Regions from separate parts of the Homo sapiens genome. Here region 2 is linked to region 1. A link is an interaction called in ENCODE POLR2A ChIA-PET data of the cell type or tissue named here. Cell type or tissue: Panc1. All regions are shown on one strand. Links, peaks and the distances in the headings refer to the core of each region. The heading gives the core; the rest is flanking DNA.

What was found. ChIA-PET counts read pairs that join two places held together with the same protein. Peaks named below come from ENCODE experiments on the same cell type or tissue, not always from the same donor. Only the 100,000 strongest peaks of a DNase experiment are listed, where the experiment ranks them.
Region 2: POLR2A ChIA-PET joins it to region 1 with 5 read pairs; 2 of 35 experiments call an interaction of 5 or more read pairs at or near these places.

Annotation. Positions count from the first base shown.
Region 1 is chr13:50,408,963-50,414,230 of GRCh38, reverse strand. The region is part of intron 3 of DLEU1 (deleted in lymphocytic leukemia 1); the gene reads right to left. Among named protein-coding and RNA genes, the nearest start is that of DLEU1-AS1, 120 kb to the left of the region's middle. In Panc1, for the core only: no CTCF peak of the experiment used is centred there; a DNase peak (open chromatin) is centred at 2,718; H3K27ac peaks cover 3,705 bases.
Region 2 is chr13:50,810,074-50,815,580 of GRCh38, reverse strand. All of the region lies in intron 2 of DLEU7-AS1 (DLEU7 antisense RNA 1), which reads right to left. It also overlaps a transcript of DLEU7 not described here and the pseudogene RNA5SP28. Among named protein-coding and RNA genes, the nearest start is that of DLEU7-AS1, 5.0 kb to the right of the region's middle. In Panc1, for the core only: no CTCF peak of the experiment used is centred there; no DNase peak of the experiment used is centred there.

The sequences.
Region 1 (5,268 bases), core at 1-5,000:
AAGCTGTACTCTGGGAAAAAAGATAACCCCATCCCAAATCCCAGTTTAGAGCCGCCCTGCATGCTCCCTGGGCTCCCCAGGTTTTTTCTCTGGATTTTCTTTTCTTTAATAAGTTTTTATCTGCTTCCTAGTTTCCAAGCACTTTCAGATAATCAGACAAACGGTGGGGCTGTGGTGGTCTGCACACTGGTCCTCCTCTACCTGCCCCATCTCCCCTCCCCTGTTGCCTCCTTTTATCACGGAGACTCAAAGGGAATTCGTTCACTTTGCCAACAACTCAGCCACTTCCAACTCAGCAAAGAGGCTGACTTATTTTATTCCCTCATAGGAAAAGAAACATGACATTCTCATTATTAAAACACCACTTTTTCTGGCTACAATGGGAAATTTCAGCATCGTATATCCCCCAAACATTTTGATTTTTAGTTAAATGGTATGTTTCCTCCACATTGTAAACCCTCCTCTGACATACATGTGACACACACACACACACACACACACACACACACACACAGAGTTTCTCATGGAGCTCTAAACAGCCTGCCCTCCACCTTCCCCTTCTTTCCTATTCCCCTCTCCCCGACTCTCCAGGTCGGCCCCCTGGCAATCTGGTGTAGTTGTCAACCCTGCAAGCTTGTCCTCCTTGGTGGCTTCATGCCTGTGATTTCTATCCTCATCTTCAGGCTTCCAAACACAGCTCAGTTCTCCTCCATAAAGCCTTCCTTCACTGACTACATGTACACAATGACCCTTCTCTAACACACAATGTATTTTAATGCTCTAGTGCCTATGTTAGCCTTTATTCCAAAAATTTCTAGCCTTATGTTCATTGTTATGTCTTGACTATGCAACCAGTCAAGCAGTGAGCTGGAGGGAGGGCATGAGCTCTGTAGTCAAGCAGCTATTAGTTCTGGATCCTCATCTCTGAGCTACAAGATGCTCAGTTTTATTTTGTTTTAAATAAAGAAATTAACACCCTCACCCCTTGCAAAATCTAACGTTTCTATGAGCATTAAACGAGGTCTCCCGTGTGAAGCACCTGGACTTCATGCCCTTCATGAACTATCTTACTGCTTCCCTGACAGCAGGACCATGTCTTACCCCAGTCCTGGGTCCAAGGAATGCCTAGCACAGTAAAGCAGGATGTTATCAGAAGCAGTGGTTGAAATGCCCAGAATTAACAAAAAGCTGGAAACATAATCCTCCTTGGCAAGGAAATGAGACAAATCTTTAACTATTCAAATCAATGTGCCTCTAGAAGTGAAATGGAACATGAGATAGCGTAAAAAAGCAGATCAATCACAACACGCAGATCATTTCTATGCTTAGAAGCCTATTTTACTGAGCACACATAGAAAAACAAATGTCTAACACCTTTGGCAAAGGCTGCCTGGAGTCCCACAGGGGTATGCATGAAAAAGTCTCCTGCCTTTTTAACTAATCGAGTTCTGACTAGGTTCTACAATGCATCAGATCAAAAGGCAGGGATTTAAAATACTACAATCGACATTAAGTGCATTTCTTTAGTTTCTAAGTGAGTCAGAAAATGCGGCACAGTTAAGCTATAGACGTTTGCAGGCTAAGTCTTCTCCTTAACCTCAGGAGTCAGGACAAAGACAACAGGCCCTTAGTTTGAGTCTTCTCCGCTACACAATGGGTGTGAGGTGAGTGACTATTTCCAATTTGCATGATTCCTATAATTTCCCATCATGAAATGGAGGAAAATGCCATTCACCCACATAAGAAGTCTCACTGAAAAGCAAAGCACTTCTCTCTATTTACTTAAGCACTGGGCTAGAATACAGAGAAGTACAATAAATTCTAAACATGGTGCACATCTGGTCCAAAAACCACAATCAGTTTATTGCTGCATCTGAAACATTTTCAGCAACTGTCATATAATACATTTTCACACATTTCTAACAAGACATTTTCTTGGAAACAAAACAGACAGGTATATCTGTCAGTTCCATTTCTTGCAAACAAAACAGAAAAAATGTTTGGCTCAGATGTCTGTACCGTCTTTGGAGCAGTGTAGCTATCATATGAGGAGGGTATTAGTCAAAGATGCCAAAAGCTCGGCGGTTACTTCCAAAGAGTGGAATTACTGGCTATACAGAAAAATAAGATATATGCATGTATGTATGCACCTCCCTTCTTTCCCATTCCAACAGAACCATTTATTGCACTTACTTGAAAGAGATGTACCAGGGTCTTGTTAAACCCATCTATCTCCCAGTATGAAAATACTACGCTCCCTATTAAGTAGAATCTTCTCATCCCTGTGGCTCTTTGAGCAGAACTTTATTCAACATTTTATTAAAAATTAAAATGCAATTGAAATCACATTAAGATGCTTAAAAGCTCCACATTTTTACCCTAAACCCCTCACGGGCATTCACAAGGAGAGAACAGAAAGGTATCTGATAGCCAGAGAGCCCCAAACCCAATAAAGAAGGCTGCCAAAATGTCCCAATATAGGCCCCAGTGAAACCATTTACTGGCTCACTGTTGGCTGCATAATCTGCCTTTAAGCACTTTCTCCTCTGCAAAAACCCCAGAACTCCTTTAAGAGCCATGTCTCAGCACACAAAACTTTCAAGTGACTCACCCTTCCCTCCCGCTTCCCTGGCCCAGCCCCACAGCCCCTCACACCAGCCATGCAGTCTTTGACCTTTCCTGATAACCCACTCACAGTTCATTCTGCCTGCAGGGCAGACAAGAAACGCACAGGGGCAAGATTACTGAAGCTTTGACAACATTCATAAAAAGAATGGACATAGTCAACCCCCTTGCACACTTCTGAACCTTTGCCTGTGTGGCTGCCTCCACCAGGAATGCCCTGGCTGACTTTGCCTGGCGAATGACTCATTGTGATTCGCAGCTCAGTTCAACTAGGGCTTTTTGGTGACAGCTTTCCCTGACACCCCTTCCCTTGCTGAATGAGGTGGTCCATCCTCTGGCATGGGGCAGAGCATCCCATACATCCTGCTCCCACTCCAACCTATTGCACTGGTATCCAATAGAAGGCAACATGTGTCACTGTGTCTCCCGCACCAGCCTGCAAGCCCCTTTAGGCAGGGCCTTGGTCATGTTCTTGTATCCCCAGCCCCTGGGATACTGACTTTTATATGGAAGGGACTCAGCAAATGTTTACTGAATAAAAGAATAATGGCAGCAATCCAGAAAATTCCTGACTGTGCCCAGACTGAAGGGCTCCAGTTGCTTCTCCATGAACAAAAAAGAGAACCTCAGGAAATGGCCAGTTGAAAGTTTTCAGATCTTTCAACCAACAAGAGCTGATGGTAAGGATGTCCAATGGACTGTACGAACATGAAGGAGGAAAATGCATGCTTTCTCAAGCTGGGCCTGAAGTCTTGCTATTAGAATTAGAGAAATACGAAAGTGATAAAGGAGACCACCCAAGAGAAGGGAATTTGGGTTACTGCAGTGAATAGGAGACTGAAGGGTGAGTACTCTCCACTCTGAAAGACGGCAGGTGAACGAAAGGCCAGGATCTAGGTGAGAAACCAGGGAAGGGGAAAGTGGGACAAGGATTTATTTGTCAAATTACAGCACCCTAGAATGGCAAAGGGTCTCTTGAAGATAAAAAGAGGTACATTCAGGAAAAATTTTAAGACTCTCCCCATGTGAGCAGATTAGTTTAAAAGACAAGCACAGAAGGGATTGAGGCCCACAGAAAGAAGGAACCCCATGTGGTGCTCATTTGAGTTGAACAAAGGGACCTGCACTGATGAATATATATGGGACTGGTCCCGTACCTAAGTTCCCATCCAGAAGAGAAGTCAGAGGAAACCAGAGAACTTCAGAAGAGCTTGGTGAGCGCCAACGGGCTCACACACACAGGGCTGTGGGAGCCTACAGCCCACAGTCCGCAGCTCTGAGAAACACATTGTGTTCCGCCTGTGGGGCAGTGTCCTCACAGCAATCCAGGTGTGTTTGAAGGAGAACGCCTAGCAGCAGCTGAAATAACCAAAAACAAGGTGGTAAATGGCTGTCCTGGGCCAATACAGGGACAAATTGGCAAAGTAGAATGTTCCTCGCAGAGCTCTCCAAATGTTTGAGAATTCTACCACCTCTCCTGAGGTGCCCTGGAAAAGGCGAAGTGGAAAGGTAGAGCCTGTTAAAATTTTATATGGTTTCTGAGGCATCTTAATTTTTAATAAAAAGTTCTTAATAATGTTCTGGATAAAAGACTGTGGTACTTAAAAGATTCTTTTTATAATGCCAAACTCTTTGTGCAATGTATGTATATATTTTTTAAAAGACCATAGTCTGGCAAATACTGACAGCCTGCAACACATACCACATTCTCCTTCCGCTTACTCCACCACCTCATACTGTGGCCAAGGGCAAATCCATTCAATTCTCTGGCCTGACTTAGCTTCACTTCAAGGTGAGGAGTTTAAAGTGAAATGTAACACAGTGGTAGTTTCCAACAGCCTTTGCCACTGAAATGTGTTCATCCAGCTGACGTTGTTTAACCCTGGCTTTTGGTACATTCTGGAAGGCCCAAGCATGTGAAGAGACATGCATCTGAGGCACATTTCCAGGGATGAAGGCTATCTGGGGGTCGGCAGTCCCAAATGAATAAGACAGCTACTAGTAAGTGGAGGATGGAATCCTTGACACTCTCCTCTCCTTCAGTTAGTGCTTCACAATTTTTAAAGTGCCTTCTTTGAGGCTTGGAGAAGTTGTTTGATTCACCAAGATTCTGCAGCTTTGTGCCAGGGCCAGAAACTTCACAGACTTTCTTCCTGTAGGGTGAGGCTCTGAAGACAACCTCACTGCAACACCTGTGGCCCAGGTTGGTTCAACAGTGAAGTGTACCGAGGAGCAGCTCAACTCTGCAGCTGTTCGGAAGTGGCCCTCAAGCTAGACTCAGAGGAGGAAGAGACCAGAGGAAACTGTCATAGCAAAGGCATCAATGCAGGATGGATTGAGCACTGTGTTCAAAGAACACAGTGCTTCCTTAGCCTTCCTCAGCACAGGAAAGAGGTGGTCCCAGAGCATGATTGGGAATGAGAAGTGGAAAGCCAGGTTGTAGAAGACCAAACATTTAATTTTTAATTTTTTTTTTTTTTTTTGTGGATACAGAGTCTTGCCATATTGCCCAGGCTAGTCTCAACCTCCTAACCTCAAGCGAACCTTGGAACCTGGCTACAGGCTCACACTGCCATGCCCACCTTCCCCAACTTGGCCAAACATTTTAGGAAGAGAACATTACATTTCATGGGAACTAAGGAT
Region 2 (5,507 bases), core at 277-5,276, 400 kb before region 1:
ACAGCTAGTCCATTGTTTCCAGGTGTTTTAATGAATGAACCTGCTCAATAGTTGATCTAGTCAGTATAGAAACAATTGAAAAAGAATTGATAAGAAATCCAATAAACTCAGTAAGGCTCTGTATGTGTGCGTATATGTGTGTGTAATTTTTTGTATCAATAAACACATGATTTACAGCTGTTCCCTCTCATTTCCTTCCCCTCATTTCAGTAGACTGATATATAGGTTTAAAAGATCTTTGAGTGTAGAGATTTTTCTGTCGACAATGGTTATTCAAAGAAGTGAGAAATTTCAGAATGACGTGCAATTGTAAGTAATGATTACGTATCTAACATGCTCCCAAATGGACTTCTATGCATTAATTATCATTACATTACAATTTCCAAGATGTCTTTTAGCTACAGGTTTTAAACACTGTTGATAACAAATAAAATGAGTTCTTGGCGGGGGAAAAAGAGGGAGACTCTTAGCAAACCTGTGTCACAAGTGAAAAACAGTTTGCCAAATAAATAACTCAGACACTTTAATATTTGTCTAGATAACTATATCTCCATTTTTTACCTTTTATTTAAATAGAATTATAGATTTATAGATTCTGTTCATAAATTATTCACAGATTATAGATTCATAGTGGCAAAATCTAGTACATGGAGTCTGATGAATTCTTCACCCAACCCAAATGACGATAACTTGTATGACTGTAGTACAATAGCAAAACCAGGAAACTTACATTGGTACAGTACTGTTAACTGGATTGGTACAGTACATACACAGGATTAAATTGCATAGAACTACACACACACACACACACACACACACTCACATGAATACATGTAAAAACTGATGAAAACTGTTTTCATCAGTTTTCATGCGAGTGTGTGTGTGTGTGTGTGTGTGTGTGTAGTTCTATGTAGTGTATAGATTTGTATAACTACCACCACAATCAAGATACAGAACCTTGATTCCCCACAGCCATGTTGGTTGGCCCAATTGGGTTCTTTATGTTCTTTTTGTTTCTTTGTCTAATGTTAGACATGTAATCATTACTTACAATTGGATTGTAACTATCCAAACTATCAATATGCTAGGTATTATTGTTCATTATTATTAGTTTGTTGTTGAAACAACATAATTTATATAAATAAACTAAAACTCAACTTAGTCACAGGAACTAGACTCTTTAGTTCCTCTAAAAATATGAGTGAGTGAGTGGACGGCTGGCTGGCTGGCTGCCTGGGTGAATGGATAGATGGATGGATGGATGGATGGATGGGTGGATAGATGATTCGTCTGGGTTGCTCAGCATTTTATCAGCATTGATTCTGGCTTCCGGACTGAGACTGGATTACCTTGTAGAGGAGAGCTAAGGAATCATGGAGTCAACTTCTATTTTTTTCACTTTCTTCTTTCCAAAGTTCATTTCCTAAATAAAACTGTTTTTGTGAAATCTGTTGGCAATGTTCATACCTGAATAATGCCATGAAGTTGGTAAGCTCTATATTAAAAAATGACTATTATCAAAATCTTCATCTAAGTGGTTGAAGTGAAAGCAAGCATTCTCTCACCTTGGTCTGACAGAATGAACGTCTATATGTGGACTTCTCTTTCCCAAACCCATATCACAAATGGCATGAGCTGAATATTTCCAAGTGTGGGTCTGACTTTTAAGTTATTTCCCACATTTTCACTTCACAAGAGATCCCTTAAAATATTGTAGTGGTGACAATGACTTCACTCAAATAGACACAGAACCAGCCTTTCACGTTTCTAATGCATTTTTCTGGAGTTCAGACTAAAATATACTGCTTATTTGATCTATCAGGTGAGATTGGTAATCCCTCACTAATTTAAAAATTACCATGTTGAATTTGATCCAATTTAAAATATATATATTGCTTAAAATGCCATTTTTGTGATTTCTTTTTTGTTATTCTAGCCATGAAATACGGAAGCTCAGTCTCCTTAATATAAATGAGTTAATTATTTCAAAGATCAAAAAATGACATTTGCTCTTTATTTTTAAAGTAGATAATAATGCTTTTATGGAAAAAATCTCCTAGAATCTCTATTTCAATCTAATCAGAGGGAAATTTGTATAATTTATAAGAAATAAATACACTGTGGAAAACAGAACTATTGAAAAATAATGCATGGTATTTCCTAAGCTGAGCCATAACACATAGCACTTGTTTATTTTACCATATAATTCCAGGGTTATCACTTCGATGTTTAAAGCAAAGACCTCTATCAGTTATCTAAGTGTATATATATTGGATATAAAAAGTCTCAAACAAATTACAGAGTTTTTTAGTGATGTAAGGAAGGAAATTTAAACTCTCAGTCATCCTTCCTGAAGCTTACAGCATTTTAGTGAAACTCACATAGATCAATGTAAGTATATATTTCATATGACACAGCTCTCAAACTAGACACCAAAGAGTTCTGGTATCCATGCATTAGTCAGAAAAATCTTAGTCTACCGCCATACCACCTTGAACGTGTCTGGTTCCATCTGATCTTGAAAGCTAAGCTGGGGCGGGCCTGGTTAGTATCTGAATAAGGGATCACGTGGGAATAACGGGTGCTGTGGGCTTAAAAGAAATTTATTTGGTGTTTTATCTTTTCGGACCATTTGGGTTTTCAAAGGCAACAGCTCAAATCAAACCTTAAGCAGAAGTTTTAATTTTTAGAGGTTTTTTTCTGTCATTCTACAGTCTTTGCTACTTTCATGTTAAGAATTTCCTCCATTACTTTAAATATTTATTTACCTATGGCTTTACTGAGAAGACTTATACATATACATACATATGTATAACTGGATTTATACGTATATAGCTATATGTAACTATTTATACATATATAGCTATATGTAACTATTCACATATATCAACAAGTAACACCCTGAATCCTAATTGTGATTGATGTAAAGCTGTTTGTTTTTATAGACTGAAGTTTATGCCCCTCTGCAGACATAACTGTGGTAGGGGCTGTGCTACACCTCAGATGCATGGAGACAGGACCTTTATAACTGCTTTTCTTGGGCTTAGTTTTGAGTAAACTGTTGATCTTGTCATGGCCTTTCTTGCCTTTACCCTACATACAGACTAAAACTCCCCTTTGAAAATGTTAACCACATGTGCACACCCAAGTGGGATTTCTGTAGCACTAGCCCTGAGTCAGCAGATGTGAGGGCTGGAAGAATGTCAGTCAAACCCGAAATGCATCTTCGCCGGAGGTCTCAAGAGGAGTTTCTCAGAGCAGTTGGGATCAGCAGTGTCCACGGGGGCCCCTCAGGTCTGAGATCCAGTGTCCACTCCTGCAGCCCCTTCTACACACCATCAAGCTGCTTCTATATTTATGCATTTATATTGATTTTCAAATCGCATTTCTATTGAAAATAGGTTCTGCTACTGAAAAAAATACCGTAAATCAGTGAATAAAATAAAACAAAACACCCCACTGATATTCACCAACTTTCTTCATCTTACAGATTTTTTTTTTTTTTTTTTTTGAGATGGAATCTCGCTCTGTCACCCAGGCTGGAGTGCAATGGTATGATCTTGGCTCACTGCAGCTGCTGCCTCCTGGGTTCAAGTGATTCTCCTACCTCAGCCTCTGGAGTAGCTGGGATTATAGGAGTCTGCCACCATGCCCAGCTGATTTTTTGTATTTTTAGTAGAGATGGGGTTTCGCCATGTTGGCCAGGCTGGTCTCTAACTCCTGACCTCAAGTGATCCGCCTGCCTTGGCCTCCCGAAGTGATGTGATTACAGGCATGAGCCACCATGCCCAGACATCTTACAGGCATTTAAATATGAAGACAAGTCCAGTTCTTCTAACTCCTGATCCAGGCTTCCCTCTGTAAGGCCCTAAAGCTAAAACACATCAGGTTGTTGGGGCAGCTAGGCTTTCCTACTTAGCATCCGCAGGCCATGTGGCTAGTGCTGGAAGGCTGGCAATGGCTAGGAAGGGAGCCTCAATGCTAAACCCATTTGATGGGTCCATTTTCTTCCTGGACTGAGCCACAGAAGTTCTGCCAGGAACGTTTCACAGGTGAGCAGACTTCCCTCTCAGAAATGCCCATCATCACAATCCTTTCTGGGACAGGAGGTTTTAGCCAATTTTACGCATGTCTATTTAATAGATAGGAGTGCTATATAGAGGAGAAAGCTCTCAGTAAAGCCATGGATTGCTGGAGGCCTGAGGACTCCTTGTAAGAAGTCTGGCATATATGAGCACTCCTTCTTCTTGGTGTTCTTCCTCTCACCTCTCTGGTTACTTCTCTTTCTAAAGGCCTTCCCTCGGTTCTTAACTTTCAGTTTCTGCCTAAACTGTTCTAATTTGCACTTCCCTTTTCTGGTTAGATGTTTTCTAAAAAGGACCAAAAGTGACCTTTATAGTTTGCCAATTTAAGTCAGAGCAATAAGTTGCAGTTTTCTGGGGCCCTGACAAGCAAAAGTAGGGCTCTCCCTGGTAGGTGCTTCCAGCTGCCACGCATGCACACACATGCAAACAGATGCAGGCACACACATGCATACCCATACAAGCACACACATACACACTTTCCTGCATGGAACCCCTAGGAAGTCTGTGTATGTTCACTGGTACCACAGGTTATCCTGAAAATGTTCAGAACACTTTCTATCTCTGTAACACTACTTTTAAAAATGAATTTCTGGGGTCAAGATCATTAAAAGGAAAACATCATTAAGCTCTTTGAAATTCCACTGGGCTTTAAAGATTTAAGAATCCAGGGATGTATAATATAAATTTTGCCAAACTTTAAAATAAACTAAAAAATTCACAACAGTTGAATTCCTCCCAAGGCCCCTTTAACAACACTTATAGATTGCTGAGATACGGGTATGATGAACAGCTATGGGTATGACAGCTCTGCATGAACCACACACAACAAAACACCTCTGTGTTCTACAGCCCTTGGCACAAGACATTCCCGGTGGCCTTTCCCCTAATGCGGTGATTTCCAAATGCCCGTCTGTGGACCAGGGCCACTTACTGATATAGTCTTCAACTTTCAATAGCTAAATGAGAAGGATTGGGCTTTATCCTTTATTTTGAGGCTTTTATCCTTGCTTTTCTTGCCTTTCCCTTTTGGTATTAAAACATTCATATCTTATAGAAAGCAAAGGTAATAATAGATGGTAGAAACATATTGTTTTGTTTAGATGACCTTTCTTTGTAAAATTAAAAGATGGAAACTCTGTATTGGGTTTAAAACCAATTTTAACTCTCCATGAAATTTAAAGTCTGGAAAACATTTCTGTAAGGCTGGGCCAAATCCCAAACCTGGGGGAAAAATAGCTTCAGGAGTGAATGCCTACAACCACTGAAATTCTTAAGAGAATTTAGCTTTTTAGCTTTTTTTTTTTTTTTTTCCAGAATTTCTTTTCCGGAAAGTATAGAGAATGAGGATGGTAGAGGACTCATCACTATAGTTTCCTCTCTTTCCCCAACATCCACAGACGTATCAATGGTCTGAATGTAATG